Linked DNA regions of Homo sapiens: region 1 is linked to region 2. A link is a loop called in an ENCODE intact Hi-C map of the cell type or tissue named here. Cell type or tissue: OCI-LY7. All regions are shown on one strand. Each heading gives the region's core, and the rest is flanking DNA. Links, peaks and the distances in the headings are about the cores only.

Evidence for each region. A loop is a pair of places that touch in the nucleus more often than their neighbours do. Peaks named below come from ENCODE experiments on the same cell type or tissue, not always from the same donor. Only the 100,000 strongest peaks of a DNase experiment are listed, where the experiment ranks them.
Region 1: it touches region 2 in a loop (10-fold over the local background); 2 of 110 quality-filtered maps call a loop at or near these places.

What each region holds. Positions count from the first base shown.
Region 1 is chr1:204,576,812-204,581,197 of GRCh38, forward strand. It overlaps LRRN2-AS1 (LRRN2 antisense RNA 1), which reads left to right. Exons shown (of 13, transcript XR_007066814.1): 3 at 1-3,598; 4 at 4,269-4,346. Among named protein-coding and RNA genes, the nearest start is that of LRRN2-AS1, 15 kb to the left of the region's middle. RefSeq lists an enhancer at 1,434-1,965. In OCI-LY7, for the core only: no CTCF peak of the experiment used is centred there; DNase peaks (open chromatin) are centred at 2,200 and 2,440; H3K4me3 peaks cover 1,938 bases; H3K27ac peaks cover 2,106 bases.
Region 2 is chr1:204,712,764-204,717,149 of GRCh38, forward strand. It overlaps LOC105371693 (a long non-coding RNA gene), which reads right to left and starts at 2,287. Exons shown (of 2, transcript XR_922454.3): 1 at 2,034-2,287. LOC105371695 (a long non-coding RNA gene) reads right to left here. Exons shown (of 5, transcript XR_922456.3): 5 at 3,627-3,658. RefSeq lists enhancers at 1-73, 2,023-2,660. In OCI-LY7, for the core only: CTCF peaks have their summits at 2,175 (motif pointing right) and 2,375; DNase peaks (open chromatin) are centred at 2,168, 2,408 and 2,758; H3K4me3 peaks cover 2,551 bases; H3K27ac peaks cover 2,405 bases.

The DNA.
Region 1 (4,386 bases), core at 107-4,106, 140 kb before region 2:
ATTTGAGCATTCAGGGATCAGAGTTTTTAAAGATAATTCAGTGGGTAGGGGCTTGGGAAGTGGTCAGTGCTGACTGGTCAGGTTAGAGATGGAATCATAGGGGGTCGGAGTGAGGTTTTCTTGCTGTTTTCTGTTCCTGGGTGGGATGGCAGAACTGGTGAAGCCAGATTACTGGTCTTGGTGGTGTCAGCTGATCCATCGAGTGCAGGGTCTGCAAAATATCTCAAGCACTGATCTTAGGTTTTACAATAGTGATGTTATTCCCAGGAACAATTTGGGGAGGTTCAGACTCTTGGAGCCATAGGCGACATGACCCCTAAACTGTAATTTCTAATCTTGTAGCTAATTTGTTAGTCCTACAAAGGCAGACTGGTCCCTAGGCAAGAAGGGGCCCCTCTGGGCACCCAGCCTATTAGATGGTAACTATGCAGAGAGGAAAGGGCAGACTTAGTCCGGGTTCTGCCCCTCGTGCACTATGTGCCCTTGGCCAAAACACTTCCCTTCTCTGGGCCTGGTTTCCTCATCTGGGGTAACTATACCTGCCTTCTTGTGCCTCATGGGGTCAGAGGCTAAAATGAGGTCATTCTCTCTTTTCTGGACATTTATAATTTAATTACAACTAGTTCTTGACCCTGAGAGATTCTTAAATGTGTCTATAAAATTTAGAAGGTCTGAGTTTTACTAACCTGCATCATTTTTCTGGGATCCCAGGATTCCCAGACCAGAGGGTGGGGCAGGGCCCTGTGATATGTCTAACACACCCATGAGGCCTAGAGTGCACCCACCACTGGCTGCAAAGCACTGCAGCTTTATAGGTCCTAGAGCGAAAAATGGTTTACATTTATTGAAGGCTTTTAAAAGAATGTTCCAGGTTCTCCATATCTGTTGTTTCATTGAAGTGTCACCATCTCATTAATGGCTATTGTCCTCATTTTATTTACGTTATGTTTTTGTTTTTTTTGAGGCAGGATCTCACTCTTGTCACCCAGGCTAGGATGCAGTGGCACTGTTACAGCTCACTGCAACCTCGACCTCCCGGGCTCCTCAATTCTCCCACCTCAGCCTCCCAAGTAGCTGGGACCACAGGCATGTGCCACCGCACCTGGCTAAATGTTTGATTTTGTATGTAAACAAGGTCTTGCTATGTTGCCCAGGCTGGTCTTGAACTCCTGGCCTTAAGCGATCCTCCTCCCGCTTCAGCCTCCCAAGGTGCTGGAATTACAGGCGTGAGCCACTGCACCTGGCTTGGCCTCATTTTATACACGAGAAATTTGGGGCCTGGATAAAGTGTAATTATGTCTTCACACAACTGGCAAGTGGCAGAGCCAAGACTCAAACCAGGGTTTGGGGGGCTCCAAATCCCTCAGCCTCTGCTGCCTTGAGGCCTTGGCCAGATGGAGTTGTAGCAGGCGTGACCCTGCGGGTGCCTCAGATCAAGGACTCCCCAGGTTTGCCAGGTGGTGGCCTCAGAGAAGCCCAGGGAGCTGCTGGCCCCTCCTGAGAGGCTAGGGGCAGGACACAAGCTCTCTTGAGTCCTCCCAAAGCTGAAGGAAGAGACGAAGTGAAGGGCCCAGGGCTGCAGAGAGGCTGGACAAGGCAGAGCTCAAGTCAGCTCCTCCTTTAGGAGCCTCCTGAAGCCCCTGGGGAGCTGTCCCTGACTGTACTTCTGCAACAGGTAGCCTGGCCTCTTTTAGGGCACATACATATGTTACTACATTTATGTTATTGTCATCTGCAGGTCGTAAAATTCCACTAGGGGTTCTCCCTTATTCCCTTGAAAAGTCCTTGAGAGCAGAGACCCTATTATGTGTTGCCCTAGGTACCAGGTAGAGGCCTTTCAAAGATTAGTAGGTGATCAATGAATATTGTTGAGTGAGCTATTAATAATGATTATTTCTAAGACCATAAAAGGTGACTTCATATACATGATCTTATTTCCTCATTCATTCAAATCCGTGTACATTTGCTGGGCTTACGATAATATGCCTGGACTTTGCTAGATTCTGGGCATGCAATGACAAATTAGACACCCTGTCTGTGCCCAAGAAACTTATGTCAGGGTGGGGAGAGTGCAGGAAAAAGACTGAAAAAGACAAAACAAAACCAAAAATGAAAGCACAGAAAATTTGCAGTATGTGCAGCCAGCAGTCAACGGGTGCTGGTGAAACCGAGAGGAGGAGGCTCCAGCCCAGCCTGGATCAGGGGAGGCTCCCAGGGGAGAGGAAGAAGGGTTGGGCTTTGTGTGCCAGGAAGGAGGGGGTGAAGGGGAGGGGATGGGGGCTCTGGAGGCAGGGGAGCCTGTGGGAGATGGGACATGTTCAATAGCTCAGTCCAGCAGTGCAGAGGGGAGTTTTGAGAAATGAAACAGGAAGAGGGAAGAATGGAAACCACACCTTTTATTGGAACATAGAGTGCTTTGTATTTCTCAAAACACTTTCACATCTATTATCTCCAGTTAGCCTAAAAACAACAGCAGAAGCAGCAGCAACAACGATGCTGAGTGCTGACTGCGAGCCTGGCTTCCTCGGAGGGAGTTTACCGTGCGCTGCCTCCTTGGACCCTCATCACTGCCCTGCGAAGCAAGCACTTTCCTCACCCCCTCTGTCTGGAGGAGGGCACTGAGGCACCGAGAAAACTGGGCAGGGGAGGCCCGAGAAGGAGAGGGTGGCACCGTCATTCTCACTTTCCAGCTGAGGACACGGGTAAGTGGCATGCGTCCGCTCCTGTGACTTACAGGAGTCCCGGGACTCGCACTCGGGCCTCTGGACTCCTAGCCTGGTGTTTTCCCCTGGAAGTTTCTGAACCAAAAAAAAAAAATGTCTGAACCAAAGCACACAACGAGATTGTGAGTGGAAATCAGCTTCAGCTTCCCTGGTGTTTCTCCACGGTGATCCTCTGTGTCTGTCACTGAAGGGGCCAGGATGTCACCACCAACGGTAATGACCTGGGCTTTGAGTGGAGCATTTAACCTGTTCAGCCAGCTGTTGGAAGTGCAGAAACTAGTCCCTCCCAGTCACAAACTACCCCGGTTGCTCCACCATCTGCATCCAGCTTCATTACTTAATTCACTTTGCAAAGTTAATCCAGTGATCCAAGCTCCTAATAGTCCCCAGTTTGACTTCCGCAGCTTCCCTTTCTCTCCACACCCAGCCTATCCCGGGCTTCTGGGTCACCAAGAAGCAGGACCCTTTCTGTTGATTTCTTCTGGGAGGAGGCCATCTCAATAGCCCTTTACAACAACCCATGAGGTCTCCTGATTTCCGTGTTTTCTTGGAGTCCCCTGAGCTTTGGTTTGCAGCACAAGCTCATTCCCCTCTGTGCTCCCCTCTCACTGTGTGGAACCTTCTCTAATAGACTCACCTCTGGGGAGAGGACGTGCTCCTTTCTGGCCGCAGCTGCAGCCATTCCAATGTACATCAAAGCGCTCGTCTTTCTATCTCCACTTCTTAAATGGTTTTGCTTTTTCTCTATTTCTTCCTTCTCATGGGCAGCTCAGAGCTCATCTGTGACAGTGACCACCCTTCTGCCCCAGCCCTGGCCCCACGACCTTCCCTAACACTGCAAACAACTTCACTCTTGGCCTCCTGCTGGATATCTGGTCAGTGGCCTACATTCCTCCCACTCATGCCTCTTTCTTTTCTTTCTTTTCTCTCTCTTTTTTTTTTTTTTTGAGACAGGATCTTGCCCAGGCTGAAGCCCAAGTGGCAAGATCAAGGCTCGCTGAAGCCTCAACCTCCCAGGTTGAAGCCATCCACCCACCTCAGCCTCCAGAGTAGCTGGGACCACAGGTGTGCACCACGATACCTGGCTAATTTTGTCTTTTTAAAATTTTTTTGTTGACAAGGTCTCACTATGTTGCCCAGGCTGGTCTTGAACTCCTGGACTCAGGCAATCCTCTCACCTTGGCCTCCCAAAGTGCTGGGATTACAGTTGTGAGCCACCATACCTGGCCTGCATACCCTTTTCTATCTGGCTTTCTAGACTTTAAAATCTTTCTTGGTGGCTCCAGTTTGCCATATCTTATGGTCCTGAAATGACCCCTGTCACTGAGGCAGGGAGCAGAGGAGACTGGGAATTTGTGCTGATGGTAAATAGATATGGTTTGAATCCTGGCCACTGCCCACCAGCCATGTGACCAAGACTTAACCATATTTTTTCGGGGTGTTATGCAGAGATAATGAGATCAAAATTGTAAGGCATCTAGTACTGACATAATAAGCTCTCAACAAATGGTAGCTATTTAAGTGTTAATAACAAATCCTTTTCAGATGGTTTCTATAACAGTGAATTTGCAAATAGTTGGAACCTCTGAAGTGCTTCCTCTCCTGGACTGGAAACCCCTTGAGGTCAGTGGCCTTGTCTGCCTATTCACAATGTCCGTCTAGC
Region 2 (4,386 bases), core at 192-4,191:
ATTGATGTAGAGGTTACAAACACAAACCCTGGAGTCTTTGCATCCTGGATCTGCCACCAGCTTGCTGTGTGACTTTGAACAATTTACTTAACCTCTTTGCACTTCCATTTCCATCTCTGCAAAATGGTGGTTCTTCATAGCACCCACATCAAAAGGTTTTTGTAGGGATGAAATCAGTTAACGAATACATGTGATGGGCTTCAAGCAGTGTCTGGCATGTAGTTGTCTAGGTTAAACAGAGCCTGAGTCTATGATTCTTTCCATGTGTCCTCTTGCTCTAAGAAGGTAACTGAGTGTAATAGAAATATTGAGAGTGAAGGGTGGGGACCTTTATATGTGTATTGCCACAGAAAGGTGGTTTTATGGGCTTATATAACTTGTGTCATCAAATGAGTGAGTTGCAAATTGGGAAATGTTTAGGCTATGCCTACATTTATTCTGAGCCTGAGTCCTAGTTTTCTGACTTCTGCTTCTACCTGTAATCTCTGGGGACTGTTGTTTGCTCAAAACAGCAAAAAATTTAAAGGTTGTTGTTCTCCTTTTCTGACTCTCTGTCTCTGTCGTTCTCCCTCTCTTCGCCTCTCCTGTCTCCTTGCTAACTCTTTGCTGTCCTTCTATTTTAAAAATTAATACCTGGTCTTGGAAAGAACAAAATCCCAAGCATATAATTAAGTCCCTGGGCACAGGTGTGCCTACAGCACCAGCCTTGGCCATCAGGGTGGGGTAGGGGCTGAACAGGAATCTGGGTGGGAGCGACCTTGGAGCAGGGAGCATGTTATCCACCAGCTCTTGAGCCCCACCACACACTGACAGACACACTGGGTTTATAGCCACACCTCAGCTGTGCTGTCTGGGAGCAGTTGAGCTTGGTGCGGATGATGTCCGTTTCTCTCTTTTACTAATCTTGGCCTTTAGGAAAGGAGTATCCCCGTAACAGAGGAGGGGAGAGAGGAAGGCAATGGAAGCTAACAGGTTACCATGGAAACCAGCTGAACACAAACTCTTAGCTTCAGCTAATACTTGACTTGCAAGAATACGTCCATAGCCACAACTTAAATGAAACACACACACACACACACCCCTTTAAAAGAAGGATAAATGTTGACTCATTCCTCTCTAATCACAGCAATTAGGTTCTAACGTTGGAGTCCAGATGAGAGGTGAGGATGACATGAATCTGTTCTGCTTTAAAGAAGCCCCTTGCAATTCACTCTTTTCTTGGAAACCCAGAGCATTGGTTCCAACATCCTGACCTTGCCCAGAAGTCATGTAGGGAGGATTATGAGTCCCCACAAGTCCCTTAATTCTTTGCTGTCATGAAGGCCATATAGACCTAAGTTAAGATGTCTGGTTTGAAAGAGTCTCCTGCCATTGGCCAATCCCACTACACTGGAGAAAAAAGGAAGTGTCAAAAATGGTTGGACATTTATTAAACATTTCCTGATCACCCACTATGTGCCAAGTGCCAGAAATTTAAAATGACAATAAAAATAAAAAATCTTGTCCCTGTCATCCAGAAGCTCATAGCCCAGGCAGTAGGAGGTATGATACAAATTATCTGTTACTAATAATAAGGGATCCACATTTGCAAATGGTTTTTATATATGCATGAATATTACATTCAAGGTGACCCCTATGATGTCATGCTTTCTTGAGCGGAGAAAGTGAGAACTGGGGCTCGAGAGAAAGAGAGAGAGAGAGAGAAAGAGCTGATCTAAGACCACGTTTCCTAACACTCCTAGGCCTCCATATTCACACATGCCCCAGCCACAAGGCTGGCAGCTTCTTTCCCACCCTGGGGTTACTGCCTTCCTAATTCACAGGCTACCTCCTTATAAAGGGGGTCCACCCCGCACTATGGAGCACTACCAGAAGCAACACAGTTGTTGTAAGATGCCCATTGGGAAGGGAGTTGGGGAGGGTGTCTTTCAGATGAGCCCACTGGCCGTGTGCTTGTCCTCCACACCCTCTTCCAGCAGTATCTCGTTTAAGCAACAAGCAGCCCTCTAAACCCTATTTGGAATGTGAGTTACCTGGCTTCAGGGAGATTACAGGTGTACAAGGTCACACAGCTGGCCTGGGAAAGAGCCTGGATGCCCCCGACGTAGATCTGTGGGTCTTCAGTGCTTTCCCCCACTAGTCCAGACAGGCAGATCTGAGCTGGAAACGTTGGCTTGCCAGGAGGTGTCGGCCTTGAGCCAATTAGCTCTCAGTCTGTGAGCCCTCTTTCCCACCTCCCAACAGTGAGCCTCAATTCCGTACATTCTTTTTCCACTTCAAGGTTGGATTTCCATCTCCTCTCCCCACGTTTGGAAACTGTCCCTAATCACCAGAGAATCTAATTATCACTCCTTCTAAGTGATTCTCGGTCTCTGTTATGCAAATGTGGCTATAATTGTGTCAGGCAGGTTTTGTTGTCAGTTCCTCTTTCCTTTTTCCGCCTCTCTCCCCATCTCCTTTCAAATGGGAGTTGCAGTCTCCCCTCTTTTTATTGTAAAGGCCTCTAAGGTCCCCGGCTCCCTGAACCACAAATCGCCTAGATTACCCACTCTGGATCCCAGGAGCCACAACAGGCCCGCCTCAGGGCAAACAGAAGGAAAAACAAACAGCATTTAGTGGAATTTATTTTATTTCTTTGGAGATGCAAATCAGAAGGTTCCCAATGAGCTCTGGGAAGGGAGCGTCTGTGTGGGGTGGGAGGAAGTTGGTTCTGTGAACAGCAGCAGAGTCAGGGAAAACAGGCCCCTGTGCAGCCGGAGGTGCTGAGGGCATTCAATGTGGGCCTAGGTGTGTGGGACAGGGGTGGGACGGGTGGGAAGCCCCACCAAGCCCTAAACCACTGCATTTGTTATTTTGTCTGGTTAAAAGTTTCCAGGCCCCTTCTGAGTGGAGGCTGTTAGGATACTCTGGCCTGTTTTCCTCGCAGCCTTGGCAGCAGAGTGGGTGCTTCCAGCGTTTCTCAGGGATCCCCCCACTTACTCCCTATCCCTAGGGAAAATTCAGGACTGCCTTCCTTAGCTGCTGTCTCCTCCTGATCCTTAGCAGGCAGAGCAGGAGGCAGGGAGGCTCTGGTTTGAAAAGCAAATCCTTCTGTTTGTTTATTCATTCTCTCACTCAACAAAACCTTAAGTGCCTACTACACTACAGGCAATATTCTAGGTACAGGGAATTAGACCTGAGCTTTCGATCTGGTGGATACAAAGTAAATAGATATAGCAGAGGAGGTGGCAAAGAATGTTAAGAAACCAGGTGCGGTGGCTCATGCCTGTAATCCCAGCATTTTGGGAGGTCAAGGTGGGCGGATCACCTGAGTTCAGGAATTCAAGACCAGCATGGCCAACATAGTGAAACCCCTTTTCTACTAAAAATACAAAAATTAGGGCTGAGCGCTGTGGCTCATGCCCGTAATCCCAGCACTTTGGGAGGCCGAGGCAGGCGGATCACAAGGTCAGGAGACCGAGACCATCCTGGCTGACACGGTGAAACCCCATCTCTACTAAAAATACAAAAAATTAGCTGGGCGTGGTGGCAGACACCTGTAGTCCCAGCTACTTGGGAGGCTGAGGCAGGAGAATAGTGGGAACCCAGGAGGCGGAGCTTGTAGTGAGCCGAGATCGCACCACTGCACTCCAGCCTGGGCGACAGAGCGAGACTCCATCTGAAAAAAAAAAGACAGAAACCAGGATGAAGGAGATACCAAGTGATGGGGATGGTGCAGTTTAGCAGGGCTCTCTGATAAAGGGACATTAGAGCAGATCTCAGTAAAATGTAAGGCTGGAGGTCTAGGCCTGACTCCACCTGGCAAGTTAAGGTTTCTAACCCAGATGTCCTCCTGCTTGTCTGGGACCATGGGGAAGTGTTGAAGAGCCACAGACCTGCTCTCTGGTAAAAGAGCTTCCCAGACAGTGGGTCCCCAAGAGCACAGGCCCAGCTGAAACTGCCCAGGTGTTCAGGAACAGCCAAGAGTTTTATGGCTGGAGTGAGGTGAATCAGGTTAGGGTGGGAGGAGAGATCAGAGCTCATGAGGGCCTTGGGAGTCATCTGTGGTCCTTGGATTTTGCTCTGAGGTCATTGGAGGGTTTTGAACAGAGGAGTGATATGACCTGACATTTTACAAGGACAATTCTAATTGCTATTTGGCAGACTGTGTGGGGCAAACCTGGAAACAGGGAACAAAGTTCAGGAGATTTGCAAACATAGTAGTCAGAGGGCCTAGGTGGTAGCAATGAAGGTGGTAAGAAGTCCTCCAAGCCAACAGGATTGGCTGCTGAATTGTATGTATGATATGAGAGAAAGAAAGGATTCAAGAATGATGCTCCAGGTTTAGCCTTAGCAATTCCAGCTGCCATTTACTAAGATGGGAAAGAATGGGGATGGGAGCAGCAG